Regions from separate parts of the Homo sapiens genome. Here region 1 is linked to region 2. Evidence: read pairs that join two places in POLR2A ChIA-PET (ENCODE). Cell type or tissue: Panc1. All regions are shown on one strand. Each heading gives the region's core, and the rest is flanking DNA. Links, peaks and the distances in the headings are about the cores only.

The links. Peaks named below come from ENCODE experiments on the same cell type or tissue, not always from the same donor. Only the 100,000 strongest peaks of a DNase experiment are listed, where the experiment ranks them.
Region 1: POLR2A ChIA-PET joins it to region 2 with 5 read pairs; 3 of 35 experiments call an interaction of 5 or more read pairs at or near these places.

What each region holds. Positions count from the first base shown.
Region 1 is chr7:3,192,685-3,201,017 of GRCh38, reverse strand. It overlaps LOC124901574 (a long non-coding RNA gene), which reads left to right and starts at 2,714. Exons shown (of 2, transcript XR_007060192.1): 1 at 2,714-3,103; 2 at 4,088-6,924. RefSeq lists an enhancer at 5,536-6,216. In Panc1, for the core only: no CTCF peak of the experiment used is centred there; a DNase peak (open chromatin) is centred at 269; H3K4me3 peaks cover 410 bases.
Region 2 is chr7:3,263,892-3,272,224 of GRCh38, reverse strand. SDK1-AS1 (SDK1 antisense RNA 1) reads left to right here. Exons shown (of 3, transcript XR_001744897.3): 2 at 7,436-7,589. Among named protein-coding and RNA genes, the nearest start is that of SDK1, 33 kb to the left of the region's middle. In Panc1, for the core only: no CTCF peak of the experiment used is centred there; a DNase peak (open chromatin) is centred at 4,114; H3K4me3 peaks cover 931 bases; H3K27ac peaks cover 4,365 bases.

The DNA.
Region 1 (8,333 bases), core at 143-8,142, 71 kb after region 2:
TGCCAGACCCTAGTCTCAGAAATAACAGTCTACTAACATAACATGATATAACATTTTCCCAGTGTACTTTCATACACATGAACTTCTTAATTAATTCTGAAAATTGTTCTGTAGTGTAGGTAGAGTAGGTAGTATTGTTCCCATTTTACAGGTAAAGAAACAGAGGAGATAGAAAGCTGAACTTCTAACTCTAGACAAGATAGAGTAGCCCCATTTCTCCTGAGTCCACCATCTTACAACTAAAAAAAAAAAAATCTCTGGACATGACACAACAAAGAAGCATAAGAGTTCCCTTCTCTCTTACCCTGTTACCAGCAGGGGCCAGTGGAGAGCTGAGCTTCTGCCCCACTCTGCCACAACAAAACAGTGGGAGCCAGTTCTCTGGTTCTCCCATCTCTGGGTCAGCAGAGCCTAGCAGGGTAGCTTGGATACAATAAGACAGTGCAAGCCGATGATGCATTTTCAATGGGAAGGTATCATCAAGGCAGAGATGGGAGTTCACTGCCAACCACCCATTTGCAATGAAGCAGGGTAAATCAGTGCTACACTTTTGTCACGATAGCACTGGTGGGGCCCAGTGGGAGGTTGAATATACAACTCATCCAACCTGATATGGTTTGGATTTGTGTCCCCACCCAAATCTCACGTTGAATTGTAATCTCCAGTGTTGGAGGTGGGGCCTGGTGAGAGGTGCTGGGATCATGGGGGTGGTTTGCCATGAATGGTTAACACCATCCCCCTTGGAGTTCTCGTTGCAATAGTGAGTTCTCGTGAAATTGGGTTGTTTGAAAATATGTGGCACCTCCACCCCTCTCATTGCCTCCTGCTCTGGCCATGTGAGACATCTCACTCCCTGTTTGCCTTCCACCATTACTGGAAGCTTCCTGAGTCCTCCCCATAAGCAGAAGCTGCTATGCTTCCTGTACAGCCTATAGAACTGTGAACCAATTAAACATCTTTTCTTTATAGATTACCCAGTCTCAGGTATTTTTTTTATAGCAGTGCAAGAACAGACTAATACACAACCGTTACGCTACATCTTAACAGGAAGACAGTCTGCCAAAAAAGAAAAGTTGAATAGGATCCAGACTCTCATAATATAATACCTAAAATGTCCAGGATAGAGCAGACAATCATTTATCATGTCAAGGAAAAGGAAAATTACAACTTGAATGAAAAAACAAACAGGCACCAAAATGCAAATGAATCAGAGGGATTATCACAAATTTAAAAGCAGTCATTACAAAAATGCTTCAAATGTAGTTATGAATTCTCTTGAAACAAACGAAAAATAGAAAATTTCAATAAAAATCAAGGTTATAAAAAAGAACCAAATGGAATTAAGGAACTGAAAAACACAATAACCAGGAAAAAGATAAATAAAACACGTCACTAGATGGGCTTGATAGTAGAGTAGAGATGACAGAGATTGAACCTGTGAAGTCAAGAACAGACCAATAGCATTCACTCAGTCAGAATAATAGAGAGAAAATAGGCCGGGCGCGGTGGCTCACGCCTGTAATCCCAGCACTTTCGGAGGCCGAGGCAGGCAGATCACGAGGTCAGGAGATTGAGACGATCCTGGCTAACACAGTGAAATCCCACCTCTACTAAAAATACAAAAAATTTAGCCGGGCGTGGTGGCGGGCGCCTGTAGTCCCAGCTACTCGGGAGGCTGAGGCAGGAGAATGGCATGAACCCGGAAGACGGAGCTTGCAGTGAGCCGAGATCACGCCGCTGCAGTCCAACCTGGGCGACAGAGCGAGACTCCGTCTCAAAAAAAAAAAAAAATAGACGGAAGAAATAACAGTCCCAGGGACCTGTGAGACAATAAGAAAAGAGCTAACAGCCATACCTTCTGAGTCCCAAAGGAGAAGAGAGTGAGACTAAAAGTATTCAAAGAAGTAGTGGTTAAAAACTTCTCAAATTTGGAGAAAGACATAAACCTACAGATTCAAGAAGTTTAGTGGATTCCAAGCAGGCTAGATGTAAAGAAATCCACATCATAATTAAATAGTTAAACTAAAGACAAAAACATATTGAAAGCAGTCAGAAAGAAATAACACATTTATGACATGGGAAAAATTAATTGCAATGATAGTGGATTTCCCATCTGAAATGATGGAGGCCAGAGGAAGTGGCTCAGCATCTTTCAAGTACTGAGAAAAAGAACTGTCAACTGTGAATACTGTATCTGGTGAAAACATCCTTCAGAAATGAAGGAGAAAGCAAAACATTCTTGGATGAAGAAAAACTAAGAGCATTTATTGTTGGCAAATGTATCTTTAAAGATTGGGTAAAGAATGTTATCTGAACAGAAGCTTTTATTTAAAAATTATACCTTCTATTTCTGGACTGAGATTTTTCCACTTTTCTCATTGGTTTCAAGAATGCTTGGAGCTCCAGAAAAGAAAAACAAACTATGGGAAGTACATAAATAGAAATAAATACAACAGACTATACTTCTCATGAGTATCTGAAATCATATTTGATGATTGAAGCAAAAATTGTAACAGCATCTTATGTGATGTTCAATATATGTAAAGAACACACTCAAGACACATATATTTTTAAGTGGGGAAGCTAAAGAGAACTAAATGGAAGTAAGGTTTCTACACTTACTCAAAGTGGCAGTGTCAACACCAGTAGCTTGTGGTAAGTTGTGTATGTATGTCATAATCTCTATAGTGACCAATAATTTTACATAATCTCTCCCAGAAAATAGGAGGGGAAGGAACACTTACCACCACATTTTATGAAGCTAATATTACCCTGATACTAAAACCAGAAAAAGACAGTGAAAAAAAAAAAAAAGAAAGAAAAGTAGATATCAATATCTTTTCAGCGACTTTTGACCCAAGATGCGTAGCCCTGGGGCTTTCTGTGCTCCTCGGCCCCTTGGTCTCCACGCAGAGGCTCCTGGGCTCACTCTCTCCTCCCATCTCCTCTTCTAGGAAGCATTGATGCGGCTGTCCAGCCTGTTGGATCAGCTGCAACCCACCCTGGTCTGTGAGTTAATGTTTCAGTGACCCAGCTTCTCATCTTGCGTCGTTGCAAACACTCCAGGTCCCCAGCCAGCTTTCAGTAGGGCAGGGGAAAAAGAGTGAGTCGAGATCACATGCTGGTGTGGGTTCCTGAAGGTTCAGGGGGGAGGGGAGAAGCGGGAGCGGAGGGGGGGAAAAGGGGAAGGTAAGGGAAGAAAAGGAAGGAAAAAGAAAAGAGAAGGAAGGAAAAAAGGGAAGGAAGGAAGGAAGGAAAAAGGATAGGAAATGAAAGGAGGAAGGAAGCAGAGAGAAGAAAAGTTTAAAAGAACAAATGAACTTACTGTCCTGGGTCCTATTGACTGCTCCTTTTATCGACAAACCTCTTGAAGGAACCATCTAGGCTGCTTGCCTTTCCCCCCACCTTCTGCAGTGCTGGCTGGCTCTCACTCCTGCCCCTTAGCTGAAACTGTCTTTCAGCAGCCACCAAGTTGCTGTCTCCCAGGCTCCTCTTGGGTTGCTCCATGGCTTCTGTTGAAGGTGCCAGCTCCGGATTTTTTCGAAGGCTCGCTGTCCTCTCCCAATTCCCCTCCTGCCCTCTGCCTGAGCCTCCTCTGACTCTTCCCCCACCTGGCTTCCTCTTTCCACCCCAATAATCCAATTCTACATCCCTTCTTTCTCTCTTGTTTCACTTTCCCTGGTCGTCTCACCTCTTTAGCGTTCCACTTTCCTTCCTCGGACACCAGGGTGATTTCTGTCCCTGCCCCCAGCCTCATGCCAGGTCTTTATTTGCCATCTCCCCTCATTCCTGAGCTCCCCAGGCAGGTTCCAGCAGCACGTCACAGTCCCTGAGCCCAGGACTGAGTGCTTCCTGCCTTACCTCCCTCCAAACTGCTCTCCTACTGCCCTTTCTGCAAATGCCCCCAGCATGCCCCCACCCCCGTCCCCAGGCACTCTGCAACCTCGGGCAGGGGACTCAAACCCCTCCCAGCATGTGCGCCTCCCACACGTCTATGCCATCCTGGATCAGGAAGTTGGGAAGAAGGATAGGAATGATGAATTATTCATCTCGCTGTGCTTAGTAAGTGTCACTCATTCATTCACAGGTATGGACTGAGGGGTCTCCCTGGGCTGGGCCGAGCAGGAGGAGGCTGAGCAGTGAAAACGGTGACCCCTGCCCTCACGGAGCTAACGAGAAGAGCAAATGGCTGGCAACGGTGCATGACACAGAATGAGCAACGGGCTGCACACATCGCGATTTACGTGGCTTTGGAAAAAACGCGTCTCACAAGTTGGGGCTGTCATACATTGGCTTCTTGGTAATCAATGCGTTTCAGCAATATATGGGGGTGAGTTTAGTTTCCAGTTGGCTTCCCTGAGGGTGTTGGATAAAATTGCAATTTAGATTCAATCAATACACATTTAGTGAGCACCTATTCTTTGCCTGAACGATTGTGGGCATTGTGGGGGATACAAAGGGAGACATCGTGGGTGGAGCTTACCATGGAAACAACTGTCTCTTGCTCCATGGTGTTTACCTTGCCTTGGAAAATAAACAACGTAAACATTTTTTTGTGACAACGGAGACAGGATTGAGAGACTTGCACAGACTTCCTTTCCCAAAACTTCTGCAGACTAAAATTCTACCATTAGCTATTAATTTCTTTGACTAAATTTTGTCCTCACTCTGCAGTTTCTTTTTTCTAAAGTAAAAATACTTCTAGAAAGAGAACACGACGTCCTTAACCTCTTAAAACAGAAATGACATATAAATCGACTTGCACACCAATTTGGGCCCTTGGATATTTGTTGCCTGAAGAGCTGTGTTGAAAAGGCCTCTGAGGCTCAATCTGGCCTCTGATGCAAAGAATGTCGATCGATTGCTGATGTCTGCCCTGAGTGCTGGAAGGGAGGATGGCATTTACTATCCCTGCCTTAAATTAGAGGAGCTTATGGGGTTCTTCCCCAACTATAACAAGAGGGGTTAAATGAACACTAATCATCTGATAGGACAGCCACTGAAGGAGGTGAGGGGAATTTAAGAAGGAAAGGCTGTGACTGCCAATCTCCTAATGTCACCTGCATGGCCGTCAGTCACCTGCAGCCCTTGTCAGTGCACCCAAAGCCTTTGCAGATGTCAACCCAGCTGGCTTTCCAGCCATGTCTCACCATACCCCAGTGCTCCTCTGCTCCAGCCCCACTGAACTCTGCCAGACCTGGACGTGCCCTTATACATGTGCTTCCTAGACATCCCAGAACATCTGTGCCCATTGTCTCTGCACAGGGAATTCTTATGTAACTCCATGAACACCTACCCTAAGTGTCACTTCCTGTGAGAAGTCCTCCCTGATTCACTCCCTCCTCTGTTTACCCACCCACTGGAGACCCAGCTCTGCATGGCAGTCTTCACACTCTATCATCTTTGTCCTTCCTTCTTTTTTTTTTGAGTCAAGCTTTCACTCTGTCGCTCAGGCTGGAGTGTAGATCACAGCTCGCTGCAGCCTCCAACTCAGCTAAAGCGATCCTTCCTCCTCAGCCTCCAGAGCAGCTGGGACTACAGGTGCATGCCACCATGCCCAGGTAATTTTTTTCTTTTTTGTAGAGACAGGGTCTTGCAATGTTGCCCAGGCTGGCCTCGAACTCCTGGCCTCAAGCACCTCCCACTTCGGCCTCCCAAAGTGCTGGGATTATAGGCATGAGCCACTGTGTCCAGCCCATCCTTGTCCTTTCACATGTGTCACCTTTCTCGTGAGACTAAGAGGTCTGTGGGAGCAGGGTTAGTGCCTGGTCTCTGTGATCCAGTCCCCAGCCCCAGGCCTGACACACAGCTGGTGCTCAACAACCACTGGCTGAATATTGGAATGAATAAATGAACGAACTTTGTCAGTGTGGCAGATGCTATGCCTATGCTGAGACTGCTGTTTTTTCACATGCCCCTGCTTCTCCTGTGTTCCTGCAGTAGCACACTGCCGGTGGTAAATGAATCCCCAAGTATGAATGCTTCACAGAACAAAGTTTAATTTCCCCTCCCACAAAGTCCAGTGCAGATTGTGCAGCCCTCCGGAACACTTGTCTTGGTATTAACCACATCTTTTATTTCCTGCATTCCAATGCTCTGACATCTGGGGCCTCGCTGACCCCCTAGAGTTAGCCAATTTCTAGAGATACAAGTTGCCATGACAGCACTTTTCAGATGCAAACAACCCACCCAAACCAAACAAAGCCTTCTTTTCCCTCCACCTCCTAACTGACCTTGGTGCTTCCCCGTGTGGCTCTGTGTGGCGTGGCAGGCGGTGTCCCCTCCTCCTGGGAACTGTGAGTAACAAACTACTTTTTCAATAGCAATCATCTCCTGATCTGTTGGCTTCACTATACCTCAAAATTTCTACTGATACACTGTGTTTTGAAACAGGCTTCCACTGAGTGACTCAGCGATCCAGTCTGCTTTCATAGGTGGCTCTAATGAGGCAGAAATTTAAAAATAAATATGCATTCATTCACTCCAAGAAAAGTAACAGGCAAGGGTTCACAAGAAAAAAAGAAGTTTTCCTCTGCCTAGCAAGCACACTTCAAGGACAGTTATAAGATAATGCTGTACGAGCAGCCAAGGCCAAAGGAATGGGCTTCAGACACCCCTCTCCCCCAGAGCAATGTTGAAGGAAAAAAAAAGAGAAAAAGATAAATTACTTTACTGTTACTCCTTTCCCAGGCTTCTTAAACGTGATTATGTTTTACAAATGTCTGTATTTAGCCAGTTCTTGTTTTTCTTTTGACGCAGCTACAAGGCCACAAATTATACACTATATGATTAACTGCTTTTGTTTTACTTTTGTAAGTCTGCTTATAAAAACCCCACTCAGTCGTTGTTCAATGCTCAGCTTTTTGGATGCGAATCCACTGAGCCAGTGCGTACCTAAAATAAACAATCCTCCCGTTCTCCGTATCGGTCTCTCTGGTTCTCAGTTTCTCGCAATGCTAACACCTCAACCTGTGGCCCCCACAATTGTCGTGGCAGGGAACACAGACCAGGGACATCTTGCACCAGCTCTAAAATACTTCCACCCAGAGGTGGCACCTACCACGTCTGCTACCTACTCAGTGGCCATGTCAGAGGCTTTCCAACCAGAGTGACTCCATCTTGAATAAATGAGACAAGAATAGGCAGGACTGGTTTTGCAAGGTACAACTCACAAAGACCCCCCTGATAAAACAGAATGTGGTCAAGAAGCCAGCCAAAACCCACCAAAACGAAGATGGTGAGGAAAGCGACCTCTGGTCATCCTCACTGCTCATTATACACTAATTATAATGCATTAGCTTGGGAAAAAACACTCCCACCAGCACCATGTCAGCTTATAAACACCATGGCAACATTCAGAAATTATGTTATACGGTCTAGAAAGGGGAGGAACCTTCAGTTTGGGAAACTTCCCACCCCTTTCCCAAAAAACTCATGAATAATCCACCCCTTGTTTAGCATATGAGCAACAAAGAACTGACAGTATACTCAGTCAAGCAGCCCATGCCACTGCTTTGCCTATGGAGCAACCACCCTTTTATTCCTTTGCTTTCTTAATAAATTTGCTTTCACTTTACTCTGTCAGCTCACTCTTAAATTCCTTCCTGCATGAAGCCAAGAACCCATGTGGCATCTCAGGGTGAACCCAAGTTTTGGGGTTCACCACGTGATAGCCAGAAGTGGTCACATGATGCCACTTGGGGGTACCTAAGCGGTGCGGCTGGGAAATTGGGGGTAGGGGATTGAACTATCTCCACTTCGGGTCTTGTTCTTCCCATCTGAATTAAGAACAGATAACCAACCCGAGATCAGTATATCTTTAGCTTAATATCAATACAGCACGATATGATTTCAGAGGATGCTTTGCCATACATATGACCTCGTGTGTCACCAGGAAATATGAGAGCTGAATGTTAACAAAGTAGAGATTCAAAGGAAAAAAGGCCCAAGGACTGATTGGCTCACAAATGTGCTCCAGCATTAGGGTCCTGAGTGAGATGAATGGGCCCAGGCCTAGCGAGCTAACCTCCTCTCACCTCAGTGGGCCAGACGCAGATGGGAACCGTGTGGCCATGGCTGCCCTAAGCCAGGATGAGGCTGAAGAGGCAACCTGTGTCTGTTACCATCTGCTCTTGCAAATATCTTCCTTGGGTGTGGTGTTTCTGGAGCCTGTAAGATATTTTCCCCAATGTTTTCTTGTAGTGGTTGCATTAGGCCATTTGAGCATGGCCAGAGTTTTAATTATTCATGACCAGGGAGGAGTCAGTAGACAAAGAAGCATCGGGAATATTGGGAAGCACAGACCTGGATGTGCTGATAATCTCAGCTTTCTT
Region 2 (8,333 bases), core at 18-8,017:
TAGCCGGGCATGGTGGCGTGCACCTGTAATCCAAGCTACTCAGGAGGCTAAGGCAGGAGAATTGCTTGAACTCGGGAGGCAGAGGTTGCAGTGAGCCGAGATCGCGCCACTGCACTCCAGCCTGGGTGACAGAGTGAGAAACCATCTCAAAAAAAAAAAAAAAAAAAGATTCCTTTTGTGAAAAAGTATATCATGGTGGGATTCTCTGTCCCCTCACCTTCCATTCCATCCTTACTGCTTGTGGAGGTCATTTAACATAATTAATGATGGTTCTACTTAAATGCAATACAAGTTCATTTGCTTCTAGATTTACCACCCCAAAGACTCTAAACCACTTGCACCATTAGTGAGTGGCTGGGAGTGTGGGCTTTAGAGCTAGACTGCCTGGGTCTAAGTCCTAGTTCCGCCTTTACTAGCTGTGTCATCTTAAGGGAGTTATTTAATGGTTCTATGGCTCAGTTTCTTCATCTGTAGAATGGGGTAGATCATCCTAATAATACTTGGCTGATAAGGACTTCCTGAGCTAATACATGCAAACCACTACAAATGATGCCTTACACTGTTAACTGCTGCTGTCATCATCATTATCACAACTACATCATCACCACCACCATTACCAGCACGGCCACCATCATCTTCACCACCACCACCACCACCACCATCATCACCACCATGATTATCATCATCATCACCATCATTATCACCATCATCATCATCTTCATTATCATCACCATCATCACCACAACCACTATCACCAGCACTACCACCATGATCTTCACCATCACTATCATCTTCATCATCACCCCAACCATCATCATCACTACCACTACTACCATCATCTTCATCACCACCACCACCTTTATCATCTTCATCATTATCACCACCGTGATAGATAATATTGAGAGTCAACTTGATTGGATTGAAGGATGCAAAGTATTGTTCCTGGGTGTGTCTGTGAGGATGTTGAGTCAGTGGACTGGGAAAGGCAGATACACCCTCAATCTGGGTGGGCCCAATCTAATCAGCTGCCAGCAAGGCCAGAATAAAAGGCAGAAAAAATGTCAAAAGACTAGACTGGCTTAGCCTCCTAGCCTAAATCTTTCTCCCATGCAGGATGCTTCCTGCCTTTGAACATCAGACTCCAAGTTCTTTAGCTTTGAGACTCAGCCTGGCTTCCTTGCTCCTCAGCTTGCAGACAGCCTATTGTGGGACCTTGTGATTGTGTGAGTCAATACTCCTTAATATATATATTAAAGAGTACTTATATACTCCCATATATATATATTCTATTAGTTCTGTCCCTATAGAGAACCCTGTCTAATACATACACCAGCATCATCATCATCATTATCATTACCACCACCATCATCATTATCACCATCATCTTTACCATTATGATCACAACCATCATCACTATTTTATTGTCGCCACAACCACTACCATCATCACCACCACCATTATCATCATCATCATTATCACCACCATCATAATCATCTTCATTATCTTCCTCACCACCACTATCATCATCATTACCACCACCATCAGTATGATCATCATGAACATCATCATCCTCACCACCACCATCATTATCTCCACATCATCATCACCATCATCATCTTCATTATCATCACCAACATCATTGCCATCATTATCTTTACCATCATCATCATCACCACCAACACAAATATCATCATCATGAATATCATCATCCTCACCACCACTATCCTTATCACCACCATCATCATCACCATCATCATCTTCATTATCATCATCACCACCAACATCATTGCCATCATTATCTTAACCATCATCATCTTCACCATCATCATCACCACCACCACCACAATATCACCATCACCACCACCATCACTACCACTACACCCACAGAAATTTGTGGCAATCTCCCTTGCTCTCCAGAATAGAACAAAGAAAGGCTGAGGTGGGAGGATTGCTTGAGCCCAGGAGGTCAAAGCTGTAGTGAACCATGATCACTGGGTGACAGCACAAAACCCCATCTCAAAAAATACAAAATGTATATATATATATGGTTTCCTGACTTTGTCAGGAAAAAGTCAGTTTCCCTGACTTTGACTGTGCAGGAAATCAGAAGTTGGTGGTCAAGACCCTGGTTTGGGAGTGGGTAGAAAAGGGAAGATGAAGGGCAGCCTGGGGAAGATAGGGTCCTCTATATCCTATATCTGAGGCCATTTCTGCAAAGCCTCAAAGACGACCTGAGGAGGAAGGGGCTTTTTTTTTTTTTCTTTTCTTTTCTTTCCTTTTTTTTTCTTTTCTTTCCTTTTTTGTCTTCTTTCCTTCCTTCGTTCCTTCCTTCGTTCCTTCCTTCCTTCCTTCCTTCCTTCCTTCTCTCTCTCTCTCTCTCTTTCTTTCTTTCTTTCAGGGTCTCACTCTGTGGCCCAGGCTGGAGTGCAGTGGCACAATCATGGCTCACTCTAGCCTCGACCTCTTGGGCTCAAGTGATCCTCCCACCTCAGATTCCCAAGTAGCTGGGACTACAGGTGTGCAACAGCATGCCCAGCCTGAAAGGGCTGTTTTCTGTGTTGCACATTCCCTGGGCTGATATTCACAATCAGCTACAAGATGCTCGAGTACTTTTTCTGGTCTTAATCTACAAATTCACACTCTTCTGGATGTCTAGTGGTAGCACAACAGCAGGGTAACAGGGTTTCACTGCTGCAAAAAAGTTTGAAAAATACCTACTTGAACTTTCATGACTTCGAGGAATTTGGAGATAATTGAACTACCAATTGATTGAAATGGGAGCTACAGTGACACAATCAGAGAATACTAAAGAGCAAAAAATAAATGCCAGGGATGAAGGGACAGAGACTTTTTTTGATAGGGATGTGTCAAGAGTAAGATTTCTGAAAGATCAGTGCCAGCCCTGGTTTTATTTAATATTCTTTTACAAGAGCTGGAAGAGGTGGGACTGGGGGGAGCAGAGAAAGCTCTGGGTTTGCAGATGAAAGGATGAGGGTTGGGCAAAGGATGACAGGAAAACAGAAAGATCTGAAGACTCTGTATCAGTGGGAAGGAAGGAGGGAGATGAGATCAAATGTGAGTAAGTTCAAGGCGATGTGTTTAAGAAAATGGGAGCTCTTGGAGACTGGCCCTGAGCACGCTGTCTCGGCAGAGTCACGGGCTCCAGACATCACCAAGAAGGATATTAAAAACATAATGGGAAGGTGGCTCTTTTCTTTTTTGAAACGGAGTGCTGCTCTGTCGTCCAGGCTGAAGTGCAATGGCACAATCTCGGCTCGCTGCAACCTCCGCCTTCCAGGTTCCAGCAATTCTCTCACCTCAGCCTCCCGAGTAGCTGGGATCACAGGCATGTGCCACCACGCCCGGCTAATTTTTATATTTTTAGTAGACACACGGGTTTCACCATGTTGGCCAGGCTGGTCTCGAACCCCTGACTTTCAAGTGATCTGCCTGCCTCGGCCTCCCAAAGTGCTGGGATTACAGGCGTGAGCCATCACGCCCAGCCGGAAGGTTGCTCATGTTTTCACACATTAACTTCATTAGCACACCTTCCCTCCAATACCCTGTGTTTGGGGAGATGTTCTGAGCCCTCGCTCAGTGAGGCACAGCAACACCAAGACTGGGAAGATGAATTGGGGGTGGGGGGTAGGGCGTTAAGAGGGGAGCCCGCTGTCAGCTAAGTGGGCCATCTGGCTTGTTCAGTGCTAATGGCCTTGTTACCTTCCAGAGGATGACCTCAAGAGAGGATAAAAGCCATAATGCTGCTATCAATTCCCAAGATGCTACTCTATCAACTCAAGTGGTAGATGACTGTGGTTTTCTCTTTAGAAGGCTGGTGTGCCATCAACGGTCCCCCATGCTTAGTGGCAATGTTTGTGAGCCACAAATGCTTAGGATGAGCTGCTTTATAAGGCTGCTTCCTATTCTTGTGCCCTGTAGTTCAGCACCCAGGGTCGATTTCCCTGTTGTTTAGATTTCTAGTGTGAGCTCATTGCATGAATGACCCAAAAGGACTCTCTGACCAGCTGCCTCTCCCAAATGAGCTCATTCTGCCTTTTGCACTCCTCCGCGTTCATCCATAAGGCTGGGTTTAAGAGCAATGCAGACTTGGCTTTTCAACAATATTATGTGTCATCTAAATAAATACATTCACTAGGGAACACATGCTAAATATGATATTCCCGTGAGTCACGAAACAGCTGTGCTGGCCTCACAGTGATAAATCTGTTCCATCAGTAATAAGGATGGGAGAAGAAGGGAGCTAGATCACATTTCAGAGTGGGTGATCGCAAAAGAGGCAGGACGTGGTTACCTGCAACAGACCTTCAGCACCACTACAGAGAGCACATTGGCCCCAAAGCATAGCACCCAAATAAAATCTGTCCAGAGCCCGTGGAACTCAATACAGATTTGAAATTAATGCAGAGAGAGAGAGACAGGCAGAGAACATTCTACAAAGAAGAATGGGTAGATTTCCCTTTGCTTTGATTCCTATTATGGTTGATCTTGTTTTTAAATTAGTTATTTATTTAATTAAATTCGTTAATTTTATTTTATTTTGTTGAGATGGAGTCTTGCTCTGTCACCCAGGCTGGAGTGCAGTGGTGCAATCTTGGCTCACTGCAACCTCTGCCCCTCAGGTTCAAGCGATTCTCCTGCCTCAGCCTCCTGAGTAGCTGGGATTACAGGCATATACTATCATGCCAGGCTAATTTTTGTATTTTCAGTAGATACGGGGTTTCACCATGTTGGCCAGGCTGGTCTCAAGCTCCTGACCTCAAGTCATAAGCCTGCCTCAGTCACCCAAAGTGCCGGGATTACACGTGTGAGCCACTGTGCCTGGCCATATATATATATATATATATATATATATTTTTTTTTTTTTTTTTTTTTTTTTTTTTTGAGACGGGGTTTTGTGCTGTCATCCAGGCTGGAGTGCAGTGGTGTGACATGGCTCACTGCAGCTTTGACTTCCTGCGGTCAAGCAATCCTCCCACCTCAGCCTCCGAAGTAGCTGGGACCACAGGTGTGCACCATCACACCTGGCTCATTTTTTATTTTTAGTAGAGACAAGATCTCACCATGTTGCCCAGGCTGGTCTTGAACTCCTGGGCTCAAGCAATCCTCCTGTTGTGGCCTCCCAAAGTGGTAAGATTATAGACATGAGCCACTGAGCCCAGCCCTATTTTTATTTTTTATTTATTAGTTTTTTTTTTTTTTGAGACAGGGTCTCACTGTGTTGCCCAGGCTTGAGTTCAGTGGTGAGATCATAGCTCAATGCAGCCTTGAACTCCTGAATTCAAGCAATCCTCCTGTCTCAGCCTCCCAAGTAGCTGGGACTATGGGCGTGCACCACTAATCCCAGGTCTAAGATGCTAAGACCCCCTCGATGCTTGGCTAATTTTATATTTTGTAGAGACAGAGTCTTGCTATGTTGCCCAGGCTGGAGTGGAGGGGTCCAGTCTTGGCTCACTGCAGCCTCTGCCTCCCAGGTTCAAGCAATTGTCGTGCCTCTGCCTCCTGAGTAGCTGGGATTACAAGGGTGTGCCATCACACTTGGCTAATTTTTGTATTTGTAGTAGACACAGGGTTTCACCATATTGGCCAGGCTGGTCTCGAACTCCTGACCTCAAGTGATGTTCCCACCTCCACCTCCCAAAGCATTGGGATTACAGGCATGAGCCACCACACTGAGCCCAGTTAGGATTTTAAAAGATAAATGAAATCCAACACACTTCCCACTCACACCCCCACCACCACCCCTGCTAAGTGCTAGGGATCTTGGGTTCATAAACAAATGAGCTAATATTTGCAAAGCCACTTTGCAAAATTTAGAGTGCTACTGGCGGAGCTTAGCTGTCATTATTACCATATAACTGACCCTTTTAGAGTTGTGGCTGTCTCTGTGGACCTGGTGTGACAGTTGTCAGGGACCGGGAAGAAGGTAAAAGAGCGTTAGAATAAAGTCTAAAGCTTCTTACTTTCAAATGTCAGAGGATTGTAAAGAATGACTCTTGCTGTGGCCATGTTCAATGAATTCAAAATTCTGGAGGCGGAAAAAAAGAAGTCTATTTCATGTGACTTTCTCCAAATGGCAAGTTAGTTCTGCATTTCCCTAACCTAATTAATAGGAGGCCACCTATGTCACCAGGGAGAGAGGCTCACTCTACATTACCCTATTTTCCCGCTGAGCCCCGTGGAAGTGAAAATTTTGGGAGGGAATCTTTAAATCACACTAATACATTGCCTATTTTCTTCAAACACATTTTCAAGAACACTTTGAGACCATCCCCTGGAGAGAACCACAGGCAAAAGGTATAAGGATATTATCTTCAGTTGTTTAGAGAAGAGTTTTGAGGGAGATTATCCCAACAGGGGTGTCACCTTCAAATCTTAATCCTTTTAGACCTCAACAAACAGCCTACAGGTTCCCCTTTTCATAAGTCCGAGAATGCCTCTGGCCAAAGTGGCCTAAGGACATTTCAGAAGGAACAGGCAGTCAAGAGACCAGGTCTAAGATGCCAAGACTCCACTGATGGTCCAGCTATTCCCATAGCCCTGGCTTTCAGTTTTTATCTTCGTGTCCGCTGCTCATGAACCTCTGAAATGCATCAGCCGCGGAGAATTACATGCAGAAGGCACTGTCTTCTAATAAAAAATCTGAAATTAAATCCTTGCGTACTTTGATAGCATCTTTCAAAAGCAAAATTGCCTGCTCAATTATCCAGATAGCTCTTCCTGCCTATACAGAGAAAAATGACACACAACAGTGAATACGCTTTATATTTTTAGAGGCGTGTACCATGGAATATCTGTTAGTGTAATTAATTTAATTGAGTCATACCTACCAAGAAATTATTTAATTATATTGCTAGTTGAATAGGTGATAATGATGATAGTAAACTAACATTCTTTTTTAAAAACATTCTATTTATCGCCAGGTGATAGGAAGAGATTGAGAGAGGGATGGAAATCATTACTGAGAAGGCTTGAACAACCACAATTTACTGCGAACAGATAAAAACCAAACACCTCAGCCGTATTATCACCATAATTGTCTGCAGTTTACCCATCTTGTAAAATAAACGGATCATGAAATGTGAGAGCACGTTTCAAAACATACATAGAAGGTGTTAGAGTGATTATGGGTAGGCTGCCTGACTTAATGGTGAATTGTTTTTCTTTCAGTGGGAAGTGAAAAGGTATTAATTAGTAGTGATTTTGACAAGATTGGAAGTCCACGAACTTTGGCTTAGAGAGAACTTTGCAAAGGCACCTACATGCTGCAAAGAGAGTTGTTGTTGTTGTTTTTAGCTTTTAATGGCATTTTGTTGTTTGCTAATCCCTGGTGCAGGCACACACTTGCAGATCTCAGATTTGATAAACGTTCGAGTGCCTCAAGTTTTAACACGAAGCTTTTCTCTCCTAACTCCAGGTGGCAAAGGCAAAAGCTGGACTGCATTGTGTGGCCCCAGGGAGCTGCAGACAGAGGAACTGAGTCCTGGCCACTGTGCCTGCTGTCTCTTACAAGTTTAGAGATGCTGGCATTGCATCGAAATCGGACAACACTCCCTTCCCTCCCTTCCCAGGTACTCCATTCCCAACCTTTTCCACCAACAGGTCCTTATTCTCAGAAGCCAAAAATAATTTATTGGTTTCCACTGTTCTCCTTGGCTGAATCTTCAAGTACACCAACTCCCCCCTCTTCTGGACAGACTCTCCATAATTCAGCCAGCATCTAATCAGCACCTTGCTTCTCTTCCATTCTTCCTTTCTCCAGAGTCATGATTCTTCCTTCTCAAGTCAAAGAGGAATTACAAGCAAATAGACACTATCCTTGAATGCAGTTTGGGTTACACAGAATGGGGAATGAACTCAATCTCATTTTTGCTTCTTTGTTGAAATAAGCTCAGTATCTCCCTTGCACAGAGATTGAATCGGCTTCACTAAGGCAAGCAGCATTTCCTCTTTTCTCCCAGTCAGCATCGCAGCTCTCTGCATTCCCCTCTCGCAGAGGTGACTATTCATTGTGTTCTTTCCAGGAATGTTTTCTGAGCTTCAGGAGGCCCTGAGTTACCTGGATAATTAGTGCTGTCCTTTTGCACAATGCAAAAACAAAACTATTATGAGATAATTTCTTTAGCTAAGTTGGGAATGGGGTTTAAATGCGTGGGCAAATAGATCTGGCAGTCAAATTCAGACTGTCATATTTTGTGATCCACCCTCCCACCGATCATAGCATATAAGACTCTGATGAACTTCACCAGCAACAGGGAATTCTCCCTCCACTGCAGATAAAACAATGACAATATGGAAGTGAAAAATGAATAATT